Regions from separate parts of the Mus musculus genome. Here region 1 is linked to region 2. The links are chromatin loops, found by intact Hi-C in ENCODE. Cell type or tissue: gastrocnemius. All regions are shown on one strand. Each heading gives the region's core, and the rest is flanking DNA. Links, peaks and the distances in the headings are about the cores only. Region 1 overlaps Mtmr3 (myotubularin related protein 3). Region 2 overlaps Ascc2 (activating signal cointegrator 1 complex subunit 2).

Evidence for each region. Peaks named below come from ENCODE experiments on the same cell type or tissue, not always from the same donor. Only the 100,000 strongest peaks of a DNase experiment are listed, where the experiment ranks them.
Region 1: it touches region 2 in a loop (2.5-fold over the local background); 4 of 42 quality-filtered maps call a loop at or near these places.

What each region holds. Positions count from the first base shown.
Region 1 is chr11:4,496,035-4,507,121 of GRCm38, reverse strand. It overlaps Mtmr3 (myotubularin related protein 3), which reads left to right. Exons shown (of 19, transcript NM_001373897.1): 8 at 2,977-3,090; 9 at 8,029-8,234; 10 at 9,060-9,191; 11 at 9,673-9,784. Among named protein-coding and RNA genes, the nearest start is that of Hormad2, 60 kb to the right of the region's middle. In gastrocnemius, for the core only: a CTCF peak has its summit at 6,086 (motif pointing left); no DNase peak of the experiment used is centred there.
Region 2 is chr11:4,656,082-4,664,081 of GRCm38, reverse strand. Ascc2 (activating signal cointegrator 1 complex subunit 2) reads right to left here. Exons shown (of 20, transcript NM_029291.2): 6 at 7,746-7,813; 7 at 5,757-5,867; 8 at 4,698-4,810. Among named protein-coding and RNA genes, the nearest start is that of Ascc2, 22 kb to the right of the region's middle. In gastrocnemius, for the core only: no CTCF peak of the experiment used is centred there; DNase peaks (open chromatin) are centred at 1,708, 2,010 and 3,232; H3K27ac peaks cover 1,546 bases.

The sequences.
Region 1 (11,087 bases), core at 1,925-9,924, 160 kb after region 2:
ATTTTATTTGTCTCCTTAGTTTTGAGCCAGGGTCTCTCACTGAACTTGGAGCTTGCTAGTTCAGTAAGACTAGTTGACCAGCAAGCTCTAGGAATCTCCTGTCTCTACCCCCCAGTGCTGGGATTCTAGGCATATACTAGCACACCCAGCTTTTTACATGGGCACTGGGGCTCTGAACATGGATGCTCATGATAGCGCAGCACAAGCACTTTTCCTACTGACTTCATATCCCCAATTCCTCATTGCTAATCTTAATGACAAATGTCCTCAACTGTGATCACTAAATGCTAAAACTATTATTAAATTCATTCATTACCTGTTTCCTTAAAACTTAACACATGTAAGTACTTTGGTGAGAGAGGGTGGCTAAATACTGGGATTTTGTCAGTTTCTGTGAGGAGAATGAGATGAATATATTCTACTCGTATGTTCCATCCTTTGATCTTTTTCTGTCACCTCAGATTATAATACCCATTTTCTTGGTCTTTTTGTGGTTGGCCATTTTTCACTGGAAAGTCTTACTCACTGCAACTCTTCACATGGGGCCTTACCAAGAAGTTAAGAACCTGGAGGTTACAAAGACTCGAGAGCTTCCCATGGAGCTGTTGTCAGAGGCAGGTTGGAGGACAGAGTAGCCATAGAAATCTGAGCTTAGGGCTGGTGAGATGGCTCAGTGGGTAAGAGCACCCGACTGCTCTTCTGAAGGTCCAGAGTTCAAATCCCAGCAACCACATGGTGGCTCACAACCATCCGTAACGAAATCTGACTCCCTCTTCTGGAGTGTCTGAAGACAGCGACAGTGTGCTTACATATAATAAATAAATAAATAAATAAATAAATAAATAAATAAAATCTTTAAAAAAAAAAAAAAAAAGAAAGAAATCTGAGCTTACATAGGCTTTGCTGACTGGAACCTTCTTTTCTTCCACTGGAACTGTTTACCAACAGTGAGAAGAGCTAACTTCTGACTAGAACAGGTGTAGTGTCTGCTGGACAGTGAGCATAGGAATCGCCAGCTCACAGGAACAAGTCAGCCTCCGGGACTGTGAAACATTTATTCTACTGCTAACAAATGAGAGCCATATCTAGTCTTGAACATAAAACAAAATAAAAAGAACAAGACAAGCTATTAGAGTAGTTGCTGTGGTCACTGTCGCAGGTCATTTTAAAGAGTTTGAGCAGGACAGTGTTGGTGCACGCTTTTAATCCCAGCACTTGGGAGGCAGAGGCAGGCAGAGTTCTGAGTTCGAGGCCAGCCTGGTCGACAGTGAGTTCCAGGACAGCCAGGGCTATACAGAGAACCCTGTCTCGAAAAACAAAACAAAACAAAACAAAAAAAGAGTTTGAATGGGTGTTAGGAAGTTTGCGTAGCTTATTCTCAATCGCAACCATCCTTCTGGCTCAGTGGCTTTTAAATTTCTGGTTCTTTATCTTCTGGAAATGGGGAGGAAAGAACGAGGTGTAGTGTTGAGTAATCAGAACCCTTATGTCTCAAGTCTCCTTGTGATGCATAGAGGAGGGCAGGGTGATGGAGGTGATGGCATCTTAGTTAAGGTTTCTATTGCTGAAATAAAACCCATTACCAATAAGCAACTTCAAGAAGAAAAGGTTTATTTTGCTTATATTTCCACATCATAGTCATCAAAGGAAGTCAGCACATGAACTCCGGGTAGGAACCTCAGGGCAAGGACAGAAGCTATCGATAAGTACTGCGTACTGGTTTACTCTCCATGGCTTGCTCAACTGATTTCTATACCATCCAGGATCACCTGTCCAGTGGGCTGGACCCTCCCACACCATTCATCAGTCAAGAAAATGCCTATAAGCCAGTCCAATGAAAGAATTTTCTTAGCTTTTCTTCTCACATGTCCCCTAGCTCTTGTCAAGGTGACATAAAAACTAGCCAGCACAGATAGTTTTTGAGTTTTAGGACTAAATTTCATACTGCTTTCAGTGTTCAAAAGGAAGATTACCTAGTGATAGTGTCCTGTGAATAAAATAAATCTGACTAGAATGCAAAAACACCTTTTGTTTTAAAATGAGCAAGCAAGGGAGTGAAAGTGCGAGGAAGAGAGAACAGGAAATAGTTTCTTCTGACGTGTATTTTATAGAAATCATGGTTAATAGCTTGCTCACATTACTAATTTGGCTCATTGGGATTATTGGTGTGTATGGCATCTGTATAACTCCTGGCTGTACTTGTTACTGAAAATTAGGACATCCCTGGACCTGGAGAGATGGCTGAGTGGTTAAGAGCACCATCTGCTCTTCCAGAGGTCCTGAGTTCAATTCCCAGCAACCACATGGTGGCTCATAACCATCAATAATGAGTTCTGATGCCCTCTTCTGGTGTGTCTGAAGACAGCTACAGTGTACTCACATATATAAAATAAATACATCTTTTTTAAAAAAAAAGAATTAGGACACTGGTTCAAGTTAGGTGAGAAGTTAATCTGAAGAGGCGATCTGACTTCGTCCTTTTCGTGCTTCATTTTGACAAAGAGCCTGGAAGACTGAAGCTAAGAGAGGGGACATAGATATTTCTTTCTGTACTTATACACACGCACACAATTTACAACAGAGAATTTTTATGGAGAAGGAGACTGTCCCTCAACTCTCGTTTTTTTCATTGTTAGATTATCAGATTCCAAAAGGCAGCACCAGATTGAACCATCAAAGATAATTTGTATAATATAAGCAAACATTATGGCTGCCTATTCTGGTAAGGAGACCAAAACAACCTCAAATAATGCCCCCTTGATTTCTCGTCTGCCATTTTTTTTTCTCCTGTGCTAGCGAATGAATATTGGACCTTGAACATGCTAGGCAAGCACCTCACTGCCTTTTTAACTGGCTTTGTAATGGCATGAATAGTGTTCCTGTGCCAGCTCATGTCCTATCCCTCTGCCCCTCTCTCACTCCTCCATCTTCTCCCCTTTTCTTTCCTTCTTACCACCGTTCTCTTGTTTCCAACAGATTATGTGGTAGTTATCCACAAGAGCTCATAGTGCCTGCTTGGATCACTGACAAAGAGCTGGAAAGCGTGGCAGGCTTCAGATCCTGGAAGCGCATCCCTGCTGTCATCTACAGGTATGTAAGCAGACCAGCTCCAGGTACTTCTCCCTACTGCTCACTGTCCTGACAGCTGCTGACCTGGCAGCGACAGTCCCTGGCAAGTGCATGCTTCCTTGTTGCTAAAGCTGTGTCTACAGAAAGAAAAACACCAGCACTCACTGTGTCCAGAGCAGAAGCAGCTGGCAATGCAGGGGAACCCTGATGAGAATATTTCAATAGAGCAGTGCTGGGCCACCTGTTGCAATGCACAGCTTTAATCCTAGCACTCAGGAGATAGAGACGGGTGGATAACTGCGACTTTAAGATTAGCCTGGTCTATGTAAGAACTTCTAGGATAGGCAGGGCTACTATACAGGGAGACCCTATCTTTAAAAAAAATAAAAATAACATTTTTTTCTTATATTCATTGTATTTAGCTTCAGATGATTAACAGGACTTTTGTGTTGAAAGATTGGTGAGATTTAGAATAGAGCTCAATGAACTCTAATGGTGTTTGTGATTGTCACTTTAACATGTGACATGTGGAAGGAAGGACTCTTGTTTTGAGATGAATTAGAATCACTTGTGGCTAGACAGAAAGTTTCAGAGACACAAGACATGAGAGCTATAGAGTAATATCTTGTGGGGAGACATGAACAGCCCTCTATAAATCCCAGATAGGACACTGACTACAGACCTAAGAAATGGTTCCACCTGAGGCTGTCTTGCTGACCTCGGGGAGCTTCTAAGGTCACTTCTAGGAGTGTGTGTGGGTAAAGGATGAGCTGGAGGGCTATAGAAGATTCAGAAGTAGCTGTATCACTGGAAGACTCCCCAGAGTGGTAACTCGTGACAGCCACATTATTGGCTTTAGCTAGACACTACAGACATGTCTACCAAAGTTTTCTTCCCCAGCAAGTGTTTGCTGCTGTTACAACCCTTGGAGAGCTGCATATGTCATGAGCTTCTTACAAGCCTTCCTCTGCCTGCATAGGGGTTTTTACTATGAGGGAATGGTATCTATATAAGGGCTAAGGGTGCACATTTTAAAAAGGGGTTGGTGATACACAGATGTGCTATAGTATGTAAACGAGGTCCTCTTAACACTTTAATGCCTTTAAGTGACATTTGAAATAGAGTACATACTTAAGCACTAGCTTTATAAGTTAGTGACCAATTTGCTGTTACACAGTCATGTTAAATTTTTAGGAAGTCGTATTATGTCTTGTAATGTTAACATTCTCCATTTTACTTTGTGGTTTGTAGACCTTTTAGACTGACCAAAGTGAGCCAAACAATGGCTTAGTTAAAAAGTACCACACCAGGACCTATTGCACTCCAATATTGAGGCTTTAGGAAGGTATATTTCTTGTGACAGTCTTGGGAAGGTAACCAGCTTGTTCATTTAGCCTATCGAAGGCAAGTTCTGATGCCACCCTGAATACTGAACGTGAAGGACACTGCCTGTGGCTCAGTAGGACCCATTAAGCCTTCAGTGTCCATTTTCATCAGTTTTGTTTTCAGACACCAAAGTAGGTCACCAAATTTACCTGTCACTCAGGCACTGAGAATGACATGGAATTAGAGAACAGGAAGCTAAAGGGATTGGGAGGCTGGGAAAGCAGCTGGCTGCTGGATGGACCAACAGCTGTGGTAGATCGACTGCCTGGCATTTATGAGACTTGTGACTTGGAGCAGAAGGGGGAAGTACTCTTTCTGAGTAAAAGGCTTTCAGTAAAAGCCATTTTTCTTCCTTTAGGCAGAAAGCTTAAGTATGCTAGCTAAGAAGAGCTCCTTAGAATACGTTTTTGTTTTTTAATTAGCTTTTTTTTCTTTCTTTTCTGTAATTCAATTCTGGAAGGTGTGAGTTCTAGGGTTGCTCATTCTAGATACCTAGACTATGTGGATAAGTAGAAATTGTCACCATCAATCCTTGAGAGAAAACCTGCCAAGATTGTGGTTGAAAGTTCTTGGTATAGTTCTGTAAATCAAGCAGGCTTCCTGGAGCTGCTCTCTATTGAAGGGCATGTGTCTTATGTCTCTTATCTCAGAATTGGATCCCTGTGTTGTTTAGTTTTGTTGGGGGTGTCTTGAAGAATGTTCAGGACACTCCACCACTTTTCAGTGCCAGCAGAGATGATGTCTTATTCAGTATGATCAAGGCAACTCTTACAAGAAAGCATTTAACGGGGCTACAGTTTCAGAAGTTTAGTTCCTTAGCAGCATGACAGTAAGCATGGCTGCACTCAGGGCTCTAGAACAGTCCCCGTGAGCTACTTTTTGATTTGCAGGCCAAGAGACAAGAGAGAGGGACAAGGTTTGGCATGGGTTTTTTTTTTTTTAAACTTTAAAGCCAATCCCCAATGATGCACTTCCTCCAACAAGTCACACCTGTTCCAACAAGGCCACAGCTTCTAATCCTTCTCAGATAGTGGCACTCCTTATGGCTAAGCATTTAAGTATATGTACCTGTGGGGGCCATTCTCATTCAAACCACCACAAATAGCAAAATGCCCCTAAATCCAGCATTTCCCAGATTTAGTTATGTGTGGACTGCAGCAAAGTCATTCGCAGCAGTTACTTTGCAATACTGGCCTGAACCAGTACCTGATTAGAGCTACAGAGTTGCTCTAACACAGCAAGATCTTGAGAGACTTCCATCTGTTGTGCAGCTTACAGCATCTCTGTGTGCATGGTGATCCTTATCAGATAGAGAGCTTGCCTGACCATTGGATTAGAGGCAGTTAAAACCATTGCATCTTCATGTACAATGGAAGCATTCCATGTTTAGTAAGTTTTTTTTTTTTTACTAGACCTTTTACCTTTTTGTATTTTAGCAAGTTCTGTTTGTTAAGATGGTAAAATGTCTGTTTTATCTAATTTTCTTTTTTCTTTTAAATTTTAAAGTGATTGTAACTTTTGTCATTGAGTGGGCTTTCATGCAATACAAAGCTTTTTAGGAGATCAATTACTGCTACTTGTAGTGACCCAGTTGGCCCTGAAAACCCAAGACCAGAGTGCCATCTGCTGTTCTGCCTCTGTGCTAGGAAGCCTTGCAGAGACAGAGGCCTCTCAGGAAAGGTCCCTTCACCCTTTTCTGGGAAGTTTGCAGTCATTTCAGATCTGTGGTTTTCAGCCTGATAGGGAGACGCAGCAAAAACCATGGAATTTCACATCATTTGTTTGATTTGAGTGTGAGCCCATGCGGTGTTGGTAATGATGTGTTCTGCGAGCTGTTCGCAACTCAAGGTGAGGTGGGATTGAAAACCTCTAAGCAGACTACTCTAGTGGGATTTGCTACCACCACATTTAATCTAGTGCTTGTGAATTTAAGGATTATATTTTCTCACATTATTTCCTAAAAAAGGAAAAAGGAATGGAATACTGTGTTCTGTGTAAACCCATCTCTACTATCTGTGTGCAGGTTTGCATGTGCAAATTCAAGAGCATTTTAAAGAATATGAGCATTTTCTTCAGTATATAGAATTGGTAGAATATTGCTTACCAGATTTTGTAAAGTATTTCTTGGGGCTGAAGAGTTGGCTAAGTGGTGAGGAGCACATGCTGGTCTTCCAGGGCAATGGAGTTTGGTCACCGGCACCCCTCCCCCACTGGACTTCACAGCTGCCTTCAGTTGTAGCCACACACACACACACACACACACACACACACACACACAGAGCAAAAATATTTTTTAATTAAAAGATTTATAAAATTTTATTTGTTTAGTGTGTGTGTGTGTGTGTGTGTGTGTACAAGCACACATGCCACAGCACATGTGATCCAGCTTTGTTGAGTCAGTGCCTCCTTCTCCGTTTACATGAGTTCAGGCATGGAGTGGGTCCAGTGCTTTAACCACTGAGCTCTCCATTTTTATAGCACTTCAACCTTAAGGAAGCTTTAGGTATGCTAATACAATCTAGCAATCTTTACTACATTACATTTAGAGTTGTGCTAACCCACCTCTACAAACAGTGTTACTGTATTTTCATTGAACAGAATGAAACCTCACACTCATTGGCAGTCATTCCTTACTTCCCCAACTGCTCTATCCCAAGCTAGAGCCAGGAATGCACTGTTTCTCTAGATTTGCCTATTCTGACTAGGTAATACATCTTAACAACTCATGTCCTTTGTGATGGGCTCACTTCACTCTATGTGACACTTTCCAATTTATCTATGGCATAGCATGGGTCTAAACTTTGTTTTTTTACAACTAAATATTACATTTTTCCAACTTTTTAATTGACATGCTGGAAAACATGAAAATTTAGTAGCATCTCAGAGTGGACTCTGAGAATCATTTCTGGCTTTGGAAAAGAATCTGTCAGAGTATAGTTTGCTGGGTTGTGATTTCTTCCCTCTGAGATGCTTGAGCAAGCATGACTGGGCATCGAGCACTGTGTCCATAGTAAGACTAACTTGTGACACGTGACATCTCTGGAGAGCTGTAAAAGGATTTCACTGTAGGCCAAGAGAATGTTGTATTTGCAGAGATGGGATGTGTTTGGAAAGAATCATCAAGCCAGCAGTAGTGAATATATGGATACTGCAGTAAACCTTCAGAAGTGAGGCAGAACAGTTTGTTTTGTACCTTAGCAGCTTTATGTGTTGGATTCAGTATCAGAAATGGGTGTTTGTGCTTAATTATTACATAGTAGAACTGGTATAATATTTATAGATTTTTTTTTTTAAAATCTTATTTCCCAAAAATAAAGATTCAGAATATCTAAACTGTGAGTGCTAGTTCATTTTCTCTAAGAATATTCTCTTACCGTTTGTTGGTAACTTTACAGAGAGCACTATCATGAGATGATGATTGAGAAAGCATCAGGCTATTTACAATCAATTTCCATCCTTTTATGAGTGCAGAGCATCAGATGGGGCCTTGAAACAGTACACTCAGGAGGGGAGGGGATGAGGGGCTTCCAGATGGGAAACTGGGGAAGGACACTCACTGTTGTCTCCCCACAGGCACCAGAGCAATGGAGCTGTCATTGCCCGCTGCGGACAACCGGAGGTTAGCTGGTGGGGCTGGCGAAATGCTGATGATGAACATCTGGTGCAGTCAGTGGCCAGAGCCTGTGCTTCTGACTCTCAGTCAAGTATCAGCAAGGTTTCCACTCGGAACAGTTGTCGGGACTTTCCCAACGCAGGGGATCTTTCAGATGTGGAGTTCGGTAAGGTGCTCACTAGGCCCATGCAGCAGTTTTTTAAAGCATCCGAAAAGCTTATCTTAAAGTGCCTTTTCCTTAAATGATACAATGTTAAATCAGAGTTTTTGAATCTCTGTCCTGGAACTCACTATTTAGACCAGGCTAGCCTTGACATCACAGAGAACCGCCTGCCTCTACTTCCTGATTGTTGGGGCATACATCATCACACCTGGCTGTATAAAGTTACTTTTCTTTTTTGAATATGTATGTATGTATGTATGTATGTATGTATTTGTTTGTTTAATGTATGTGAGTACACTGTAGCTGACTTCAGACACATCAGGGGAGTGCAGTCAGTGCTTTTAACTACTGAACCATCTCTCCAGCCCTAAAGTTACTTTTATAAGAGAGAATTCAGTGAGTTTGTTTGAGGAGGGACAGGTCTTGACAAAGCACTGGAAAATCTTTTGTTTCAAGGCAAATGTTGTCTTCCTTGCCATTGTGACAAGAATGAAGTAATTGGATGAGGATGTGGGTTGTCTCCAGTCTGTGGAGAAAAATACCTGCTTTTATGAAAGGACTACAGGGGTAGAAATGAGGGTAAGACATTAGGTGAAGTGGGAGTTTCATCTAATGTGCTTTGGGAATTGGTTTTGGAAAATAAATCCTTATCAATTTCAAGAGGCAGAGGGTACACTGAAGGCAAGAACCAGGTCTGGCTAGGCGGCTCCATTGATTGGAGTTCATTTTGTTCTGTTTTTACTGTAATATGTGCCTCTGGTACTAGATAGTCACAGTTCTAGGAGAGCTGGGTCTGCTTAGTTTTTATCCCCTTCTTGATGCCTGCAGATTCCTCTCTGTCAAATACTTCAGGAGCAGAAAGTTTAGCTCTCCAGCCCCAGAAGCTTTTGATCTTGGATGCACGCTCCTATGCAGCAGCTGTGGCAAATCGAGCCAAAGGAGGAGGCTGTGAGTGCCCAGGTGGGTGTATAGTCTGTCCCCGCATCATCTGTCCTTGTCAGTGCCCCTCACTCACAGCCTAGGCTTCAGTTAAAGTAAATGGCAAAGCGCGTTCTTTGCCCTGCATCCAGAAAGCCAGGCCGTCTCTCTGGATCCTTGACCTCTGTGAGCTTTGGCTGAGGTGCAGACCATCTTCCTCCTGTGTACCAACCTCAAGGATAGGAAAGCTGGTCTCTGCCCACAGGTCTGTAGAGGCTCTGTTTCTCAATCTGTTGTCTCTCACAGTACATAAGTGAATCACTAGCTTCCTGCCACTCCCACGGACTTCTTAGAAAAGCGGGGTCAGTTGGAGGTAGTAAATACAGAGCTCTAGTGTTCCGCCCTTTCTGACTCTGCCACGGCCCTGCTGTTTGAGTGCTGCTACTTTGCTGCTTTTACATTTGCTGGTGAGATCCTTAACTTGAATGTATTGTGGGTTTTTTTAAATTGTTTTTCTCTACAGAGTATTATCCTAACTGTGAAGTTGTGTTTATGGGAATGGCAAACATACATTCTATCCGGAGGAGTTTCCAGTCTCTGCGGCTGCTGTGCACACAGATGCCAGATCCTGGAAAGTAAGGCTTGGCTTTAATGCGTATGCTTCTTTTGTTGTTGCCGCTGTATTGCTGGGTTTGGTTTGGTTTGATTTTAAATGAGTTTAGAGGTATCTTTTGTTTGTTAGTGACCCTTAGTTATACTTTTGATCCCTGTTGATAGTCTTCTTGGCCTAGAAGCTGTTTTTTTCTACAGCATAGAACATCAACTGTGGAAAAAATAGTCCAGCTCCTTTGCAGAGTTTGTGTTGTTGTTGTTGTTTTTAATTTATTTTTGAAATTAAAATATAATTACATCATTTTCCCCCTCCCCTTTCTCTCCACCCCTATTATAATGTGTGTGGCTATTCAGGCTTTCTATGTCTGCCCCAGTTCCCGAATAACAACTCGGAGGCTTATCATTTACTAATAAATGCCTACTTTGTTTCCCAGCTAGCCCGTAAGTAATTATCCTGTTATTCTATTCTATCTCTGCCACATGGCTGGTTACTTCTCCTCAGTTTCATATGTCCGACTTCCTCCAAGCCCGGACGGAGAAAACTCCTGTGCCTGAACTCTTTGCCAGAGTTCTTCTCTCTGCTAATGTCCCACTTTCTAACCTCCTCACCTTCTTGGCCATCAGATTTTTTTTAATTTTGACCAATCAGAAGGTGCCTTAAGCAGGCAAAGAAGGAAAGAGACACATCTTCACATAGTACATATGCCTACAATGTGTGTGCATATTTCTAAGTATATAAATATTATCTGTTCAGTCCATATAGTGTTACTTTTTTTTTTTCAGGACTGATCACTTGGTATTGGATAATCAATTTGGAGGCTCTTTCCAATCTAGTTATTTCTTAGTTGACCTTTAGTTTTTGTTTGGGGTACCCAGCCTCACTGGTACATGGGTAACACAGTTCTGTCACAGGGTTTGGATGTGCAGCACATAATAGATCTCAGGCCTCAGAACAGAAGCAGCAAACCCTTTTCTGTTGGTTGTTGCCACAATATGAGTGCCACTCATGTACATGGTAGCAGTCAGCCCTGAGGATGAAGCAGTGTCTGACTCTTAGTCACTATTCTGTTGCTGTAAAAAGACATCAAGACTGGACTTAATGGTTAAGAGCACTGACTGCTCTTCCAGAGGTCCTGAGTTCAAATCCCACCAACCACATGGTGGCTCATAGTCACCTGTGACAAGATCTAATGCCTTCTTCTGTTGTGTTTGAAGACAGCTACAGTGTACTCATATACGTAAAATAAATAAAATCTAAGGAAAAAAAAAAGGCATCGAGACCAAGGCAGTTTTCTCCTCTCCCTCTCCCTCTCCCTCTCCCTCTCC
Region 2 (8,000 bases), core at 1-8,000:
GGGTAACTTCAGGAGCTGCACTCAGGAAAGCAGCCCACCTCAGAGACGGGCCTTTCATTGACCTGATGCTCAGCAGCCAGAGAGCTTGTCCCTGTCTCCCAGCACTGGGACACAGGAAGAGTACTCACACCCTCCACGGTGACATTGGTTCTGAAGAGAGCAAACTCAGGCTCTCACTTTGCTTTACTGAGTCAACCCACCCTCCCAGCCCAGCCCAGCCCATGGTCATTTTCTGGGGCTACCCTGGAACTGGGCTACTCCAACAGCCTCATGGGAAGTGACCATAACTTTGCCTATTCTAACAAGGTGACCAGAGGGTCTACACACGACTCCTGGGCTTGTGAAGGAGGCACAGGACTACCTTTCTCCTTGCTCAAAATTTGCCAATTCTATGAGCCCTAAAATGCACAGTCAGTTACCTATACATTTTTCTTACTTTGGCTCTAAGATATAAAGTAGTTTTTTTTCTTTTTGGGCAGGATTTGAAATCTCTACAAATTGTTTCCACGTGACAATGCAATGTATTTACTGAGAACAGGCTAAAATATGCTCAGGACTTACATACACTACACACTGTATTTGTTTTATGAACTGAGTTAGTTCATATATAACTAACATTTATTTTAGTTATGTGTGTATGCGTCTATCAGTTGGTATGTGGAAACGAGTACAGATGTTAGGCTTCCTACAACCTTTTGTCTCTTTTGTTTTTTGAAACAGGGTCTTACTATGTAACTTTGGCTGTCCTGGAACTCTCTCTGTAGACCAGGCTGGACTTGAACTCACCAAGATGGCCTGCCTCTGCCTCCTGAGTGTTGGGATTAAAGGTGTGCGCCACCACCCCCACCCCCACCCCCACCACCAGGCTGCACCGTAACTCTTAGTACAAGGTTACAAGCTAGATGTGGCAGTTCATGCTTGTAATTCTAGCTCTTGGGAATCTGAAGCAGGAGGATCGTAAGCTGGACGCCAGCCTGGACTATACAGCAAGACCCTGCCTTAACAGCAAAACAACTAAAAATGATGCACATACAACAGGGCTAGAGAGGCGGCTCAGGAGTTACAGTACTTGTTGCTCTTCCAGAGGACCTGGGTTTGGTTGCTAGGACCCACATAGTGATTCACAATGTTTGTGACTCCAGTTCCAGGAGATCTGATGCATTCTGTACTCCACAGGCACCAGGCATGCACATATGAACACACATGCATACAGGCAAAACACACTCATGGACAAAATAAATCTATAATTTCCTCAAAAAAATTATACATACATACATGATGAGTGCGTCACAGTTCCATATGACTGTATTTCCAGCTACGTGGGAAGCTGGGGCAGGAAGACTAGTGGAGGCGGGCGGCCTGGGAAGCAGCTGTCCGTTTCTCCCTAACCCCGACTGCAGCACTCCAGCCCTACCTCCTCACTATGTACTTAGCTGCAAGATTCTTCCTTCCAGGGGCCAGAGTTGCTGCACGCAGGACACGCTGCCCTGACACTGACAGAGCGGTTCTTTTCTAGGGTCTAATTCTTCCTCCGAGCATCTCAAGTCTCCCAGACTCAGAGGTGCGAGTAAGTGCCTAGTGTGGTGCTGAATTCACACAGGGGCTCGGCAAGCGCACCCTGCCCGGAGCAGGCTCTGCAGTGTCTACCTCACTGCAGCACTGCATGTGGCCGAGAAAAGCTGAGCCAAGAGGAACAAGCCCTTCTATGTACGGCATCAGCAGAGGCCAGAGAGGGCAGCTGGGCCCAAGCTGGTTCAACTCTTGCCAGGCTATGTTGTTAGTGGGAGGGTGATTTGGCAAGATGTGAGAATTAAAGATGCCATCTGTCCCTGCATTTCTACTTCTAGGAATTAATCCGCAAATATGCTTGCAAAGGTATGAAGTGCTGTGTGTACAATGTTATGTATTTTCAAACAGCAAACAACTGAAAAAAGCCACAAAAAATAAAAACATCTGTCTCTGGTGTCTAGTATGCCAGCTGCATCGGCTGCTCAGTCACCCTGGAGACACTGAGCCATCTCCCCGCCACAGCTTCCAATTTTTAAAAAGGGGGAGGGGTTAGAAGGGTAGCTCAGTGGTAGAATTCCTGGGTTTATAAGCATTTATAAAGGCCTGGGTTTCGTTCTCATTGCTGCAAAAGGAGAAATAATGTGCGCATCTTCCTATTTTGCACATCTCTGAAAAATCACAAACTAAGGACAGTGTTGATCTGGGAGGAAAGAACTAGAAAAGGGGGAGGAAGACGGTTCACCAGATAGTTTACATTGCTAAAAGGTTTTTACATTGTGTATATGTGTTTGTCTCTGTGTGAGTGTGTGTGTGTGTGTGTGTGTGTGAGTGACATGTGTAAGGGGGCCCACAGAAGCCAGGAGACCTGGAGCTGGAGTTACAGGGTGCAGGGAAGTGGACTCTGTCCCTGGCAGACAGACCCTGCTCTTAATTGCTGAGTCATTGCTCTTTTTTGAGTCCTGTCAAAGTGAAAGTACTACTGACTCATGACCAAGAGCAGACACTGCACACTCGGCTGAGTGGATGGGAGAGGAAAGTGAAGCAAGCCCTTTGGATAAGTGTGACCGCTAACCCAGTTCTGTGGGAACTGGGGTTGTATGTGTGGGTGTTCGTGTCTGCAGCACAGGCTGGGACAGGTTGGGCCGGCTGCAGGCTATAGACAGTCAAGAACAGTCACTTCTACAGTACATCCTTTCTTCCCTATACTCCAAGAATCTTCTGCTTTCACTGTCTCTTGCAGAGCTTCATCCCTCAGAAGCCATCTGTGCTTATTTGGGGAGATGCTTGGACAAAATGAGAAAACTGCTTAAAGTAAGTGAAAATAGGCAGAGTATAAAATGCCGAGAGCAATACAATTCCTGAGGGTGATTTCAGTTTCTGGTTTCCTATCCGTTTTACATTTCCACACGCTCTTTTATTATTAAAAATACCTCTTCTCCCCAAAGTGGACAGCTACAGTCCTACCCCAAGCCCTTTCTTATCTGGAGAATGCTGGTCAGCACTTTATTCTAATGACCCCTGGGGAGCTGAGCAACCCTAATGTCTGAGTATCGCCAACAGAGACCACAGAGGAGTCAGAGGACCAGCTGCCATCTCTGGCACAAGACAGAGCTAGATAACTGTTTTGTTGAAAATGGGTGGGTAAATGGCAGGATGGATGGAGAGGTGAGAGGGAGGGAGGGAGATGGACTGCTCCCAGAAGCTGCTGCAAATGGTTGGGATTGCCCGGCGAGAGCAACAGTTATAGGCCACTGGGAAGAGGCCAGCACTTTCTGTTGCCAGGCAATGAGCAGGTCCTTTCACTCTAGTCTGGGAGTGCCCAAGCCCACGTTCTCCTTCTCTCACGGCACATGCTAACTGGGCAAAGGTTCCCTTCTTTCCATAAATTCCTCTAAGTGCTTGTCCATCTCAGCACCCTCTTCGCTAGGACTCTCTGGACTGAAGCCTCCCATGTTTCCAGTACATAGGAATAAACCCCACTTTCCACAGCCTGTCAGCAAATATTTACTATTTTTTTACATCCTCATTTTATTATCAGCTCCCTGCTCTGGAGTCCTGGAGGCCTCAACTAGTTTATCAGGCTACACTCCACTCCCTGGTCCTTTCTCTCTGAAACAGTCTGGGTGTTGGTTTTTTGTTTGTTTATTTTGAGACAGAGTTTTTTTTTTATGTACCCCTGAAGATCCTGGAACTGTCTATGTAGACCACGGCTTATACTCAGAGATCTGCAGGCCTCTCCCTCCCAAGTGCTGGGACTAAAGTTCTATGCCACCACACCTGGCAGTTAGTTAGTCTGGGCTTTTTGTACATTTCACATCTGCTTCAACACACCTCCTGTCACCAGAACCTTTCTATCTTGAAGACTTGGATCCTTTCTCTTCATCTGAGATTCTGAGACCAGGTCTAGTTATATTGACCAAGCTAGCTTCAAATCATGGGGCTCAAGTCACTCTCCTGTCTCAGCTAGCTTCCTGAGGAGCTGGGATGGCAGGACAGCCAGTGCACCAGGCTTCCTGCTTATTGCTCAAGGATGTTTTTATGAGTCATTCTCCTTTTGCACACCTCTGCTGTTTCCTCATTATGCCAGTTCTTACTGGCTGTCACTGTGTCCCCTGATAAGGTACACAAAACAAACAAGGCAGACTTGAAACTGTCATCTTGCTGTGGGTTTTTTCCCCTCTCTTATCCCATTCTTAGTTACAATTGCGAGGGCTCCTCTCAGCAGAAGTTTTATCTATGTTTCTTATTGTGTCCCCAGGCTGGAAGACAGGCTGGTGTATGTATATATATATATATATGTGTGTGTGTGTGCATATCTATATCTATCTATCTATCTATCTATCTATCTATCTATCTATCTATCTACACACACATACATATACACACACATATACATGTATAATGCATATATATGTATGTATATATATATTTTTAAATGATTTATTCATTGTACATTGGTGTTTTGCATGCATGTATGTCTGAGTGAGGGTGTCAGGTCCTCTGGAACTGAGGTTACAGACAGCTGTGAGCTGTCATATAGTTGCTGGGAATTGAACCTGGGTCCTCTGAAAGAGCAGCAAGTGCTCTCAACTCCAGCCCTTGTCTAGTATATTCTAAGGACTACATCAATATGTATTTGAGTAATGTATGGACCAGAGCCCTTACTTTAACCAGAAGTCCCAATGTACCTGTAACAAAAGTCATGTTTCTGGAAGGTTTGGCAGGCCAAAGGAAAGATGTCCAGAAAGGCCCAGAGTGTGGTGGAGGTGTCACACAGGTAGAGAACAATGTCCTTTAATTCCTGTTACCAAGAGAAGACATAGCATTACTCTTTCCAGCCCCACAGACAGCTCTGCAGAGGGCCTAAATCATAACTGACAAAGCCAGAGTTCTCAGTAGGTACGAAGATACTTGGGAGGAAGGGGGTGGGGGGTGGGGTAGAGGCATCTCTGGGAGGGTAACCTGGGCCACCTAATCATTCTAAATCTCAGAGTTTGCTACATTCAATGATAGCTAAGGTCATCTGGAATTCTGATATAGTCTCTTCTACCTGTAGGAAAATGAACCAGAATCTGAACACTGGGCCCAGAGAGAGACCAACCAGCCTGGTGAAGACTTGTTGACATTTGAAAGACGGTCCACAGGACACAGGGGGTGGGGCAGGTTGGGTGGCTCCTGGGTTCTCCATGTGACAGGTAAGGAAACAGAGGCTCGGAGTACTAAGACGATTTGCTCCCACAGCCCCTGGCATGTATGCTTCTGAAACTCTGGCTCAATGGCTATTTTCTCACAGTTGCCTCATCCCAGCTGTGTGTTTGACTGATACACACTCAGGCTCCTTACATGCTCACTTTCTGTATGTCATGCTCAGGAGTAAGATGGTACCATGTCTGCTTCTGCTTGCTGCTTTATCCTCCACACTCAGCACAGGACCTGGCATACATTGGCGGTCCCTCAGTACAGACTCATGAGCCTGTCGAGCAGAACTGAGGACTAGACCCAGTTCTCAAATCCTTATGTCTTTTTCTTTTTGGTGCTCCAAAAAGGTTTCCCAGAGAGGAACACAACCTACTGAAAAGCCTCTTAGCCCACAGGATAGGTTAAAACACAGATTAAATCCAAGGCAGGGGGCAGGGGCGGAGAGGAAACTGCTGTGCCTGTAGCACTGGCAATCTTCTCAGCCCAGGGCATCCAGCCTCTGGCTGAAGGTCTCAGCCAGAAGCAGCTGGGATCAGGGGCAACCTTACCAAGAGAGGCATGTCACTGGGGGTCAACGGACTCCTCTCCCCGAGTTTCTGGGGTGTGGTGCTGGTCCCATCCCCTTGCAAACCACAGTGCTGGAGGATATTGCTGAAGACCTGAGAAAGGCGCATAGGGCTCTCATCCACATCCTGCTGAACAAGCACCTAGAATCCCCATCCCACAACTAGAGACAGGTGACCCAAGAACTGCCTTAGGACCTAGAGACAGCATCAGGTGGGATGGTGGACAGGATTCAACGTAAACCATGCAGGGCTGAGGGTGTGGCTCAGTGACAGACTGCAGGCCAAGTACATGGAAGGCCCTGGGCCCCAGGCTGGATGTGGGTACTGCATACCTTTAATCCTAGCACTCAGAAGGTAGAGGGAGGTGAATCTCTGAGTTCAAAGTCAGCCTGGTCTACATAGCCTGTTCTAGGCCACAGTGAGAGCCTGTCTCAAAAAAAACAAAACCATGAGTTCCATTTTTAATAACCATACATGGAACATACGTATAAAATATAAACCCCCAAGAATCTTCAGTCTATGATTTGACTGATTAGGCTGAGAAACACCTTCGGTAATATTTAAGAGTTTTTTAGATCCTTTATAGATGACTATAGGATAATTTTTATATGTGTGTGTATACATATATATGTATATATACACACACACTCTCTCTACACACACACACACACACACACACACACACACACAAACACACAATTTTTTGAGTTGAGTCTCATGTAGGTCAGGATGCCTTTGATCTCGCTGTGCAAACAAGGATGGCCACCTTGAACTCTTAATCTTCCTGTCTCTCCTTCCTAAATGCAGAAATTATAGACATGAGCTATCACATTCAGTGGTTATAGGAATTTTGTTAAAACAAAAGACAATTAACAAGACTCGAAAATAGGATGTCATAAAATCAAGCAAGGCTAAATTGACAGTGTTATCATCAGTCTGTCTGTCTGTCTTTCCTTTTACTTATTTGTGTGTGTGTTTATAGGCATGTGTGTGAAACTCGGGGGACAACTTGACTCCTTCCACTCTGGGTTCTGGGGATCAATAAGGTCCTAAGGCTTGCTGGCAAGCATTTTGACATACTAAGCCATCTTGCCAGGGCATGTGATCTTCATTTTTGTACTTAAAATCTTAATTTTGAAGCTGGGCATGGTGGTATATACCTTTAATCCTAGCATTTGGGAGGCAGAGGCAGGTGGATCTCTGTGAGTTTGAGGCCTCCCTGGTCACATTGAGTTTCAGGACAGAAAGAGCAATGTTGAAAAACTCTATCTCAAAAAATAAAAAACAAAACAAAACACAAACCCCAAAGGAAACAAACACACACACACACACACACACACAGAAAACAAACCAAAAATTTATTTTTGTTTTTTTGAGGCAGGATCTCACTATGTAGCCTTAGTTTGCCTGGGAACTCAAGATAATCTCCTGCCTTAGGCTCCCAAGAGCTGGAACTACAGGCATGAGCCACCACACCCAGCTCCTTTCAGCTTTTGAACATTCCTCATATTTTCTACAATATACATTAATCTTTCACAAAACGGTTTTATAAACCCTCACAGTTCCAATCTGAGAAATGCAGGTCTCTGAAAGGAGTAACTGTTAGCTGCTGGGAAAGGAGACAAAAGACCAACCAAAGCCTTTGTATGAGGGCCAGATAACCTCCAGATGCCAGTCTTGTTCAAGGATGGCAAAGGGGGAATTGAAAGGCAACGTAGCCAAGGGCAGGACAAAGACAATCTGGGGGATGAGATCTTCCCCTTTCCCCTCCTCCTCCTTTTCCCTCTCCCTCTCCCACTGAGGACAGAGTCTAAGGCTTTGCACACGTTAGGTAAATGGCCTACACTGTGCTACGTTTCCAGAGGAGTCTGGGAAAGCAAACATTTCTATCAGGTTCCTCAAGAAAAATCCAAAGACTTTTCCTCCCCATACCTAGCTTGCTCTCCCCTGGGCAAGGATAAGAGGTAGTACCTGAAGTATGGTGGGAATGGTTTCATCCAGGTCAGTATAGTAACTTGGCTGCTGGGTAAATATGTTTCCTAAAAAGAGAAGAGAAAGGGAAGAAGTGCGGAGAGGTCAAGAGGTCAAATACGGATTGGACATATTAAAATTGGTTGCGTATGTTCTGTGACCTTTCTCCCTTCCTTAGCTGGCCTATAGGGAGGATCCAGGATGAGTCTTGGTCTCAGACCCAGCTCATACTGAGCGTTGTCCGCATTGAGAAAC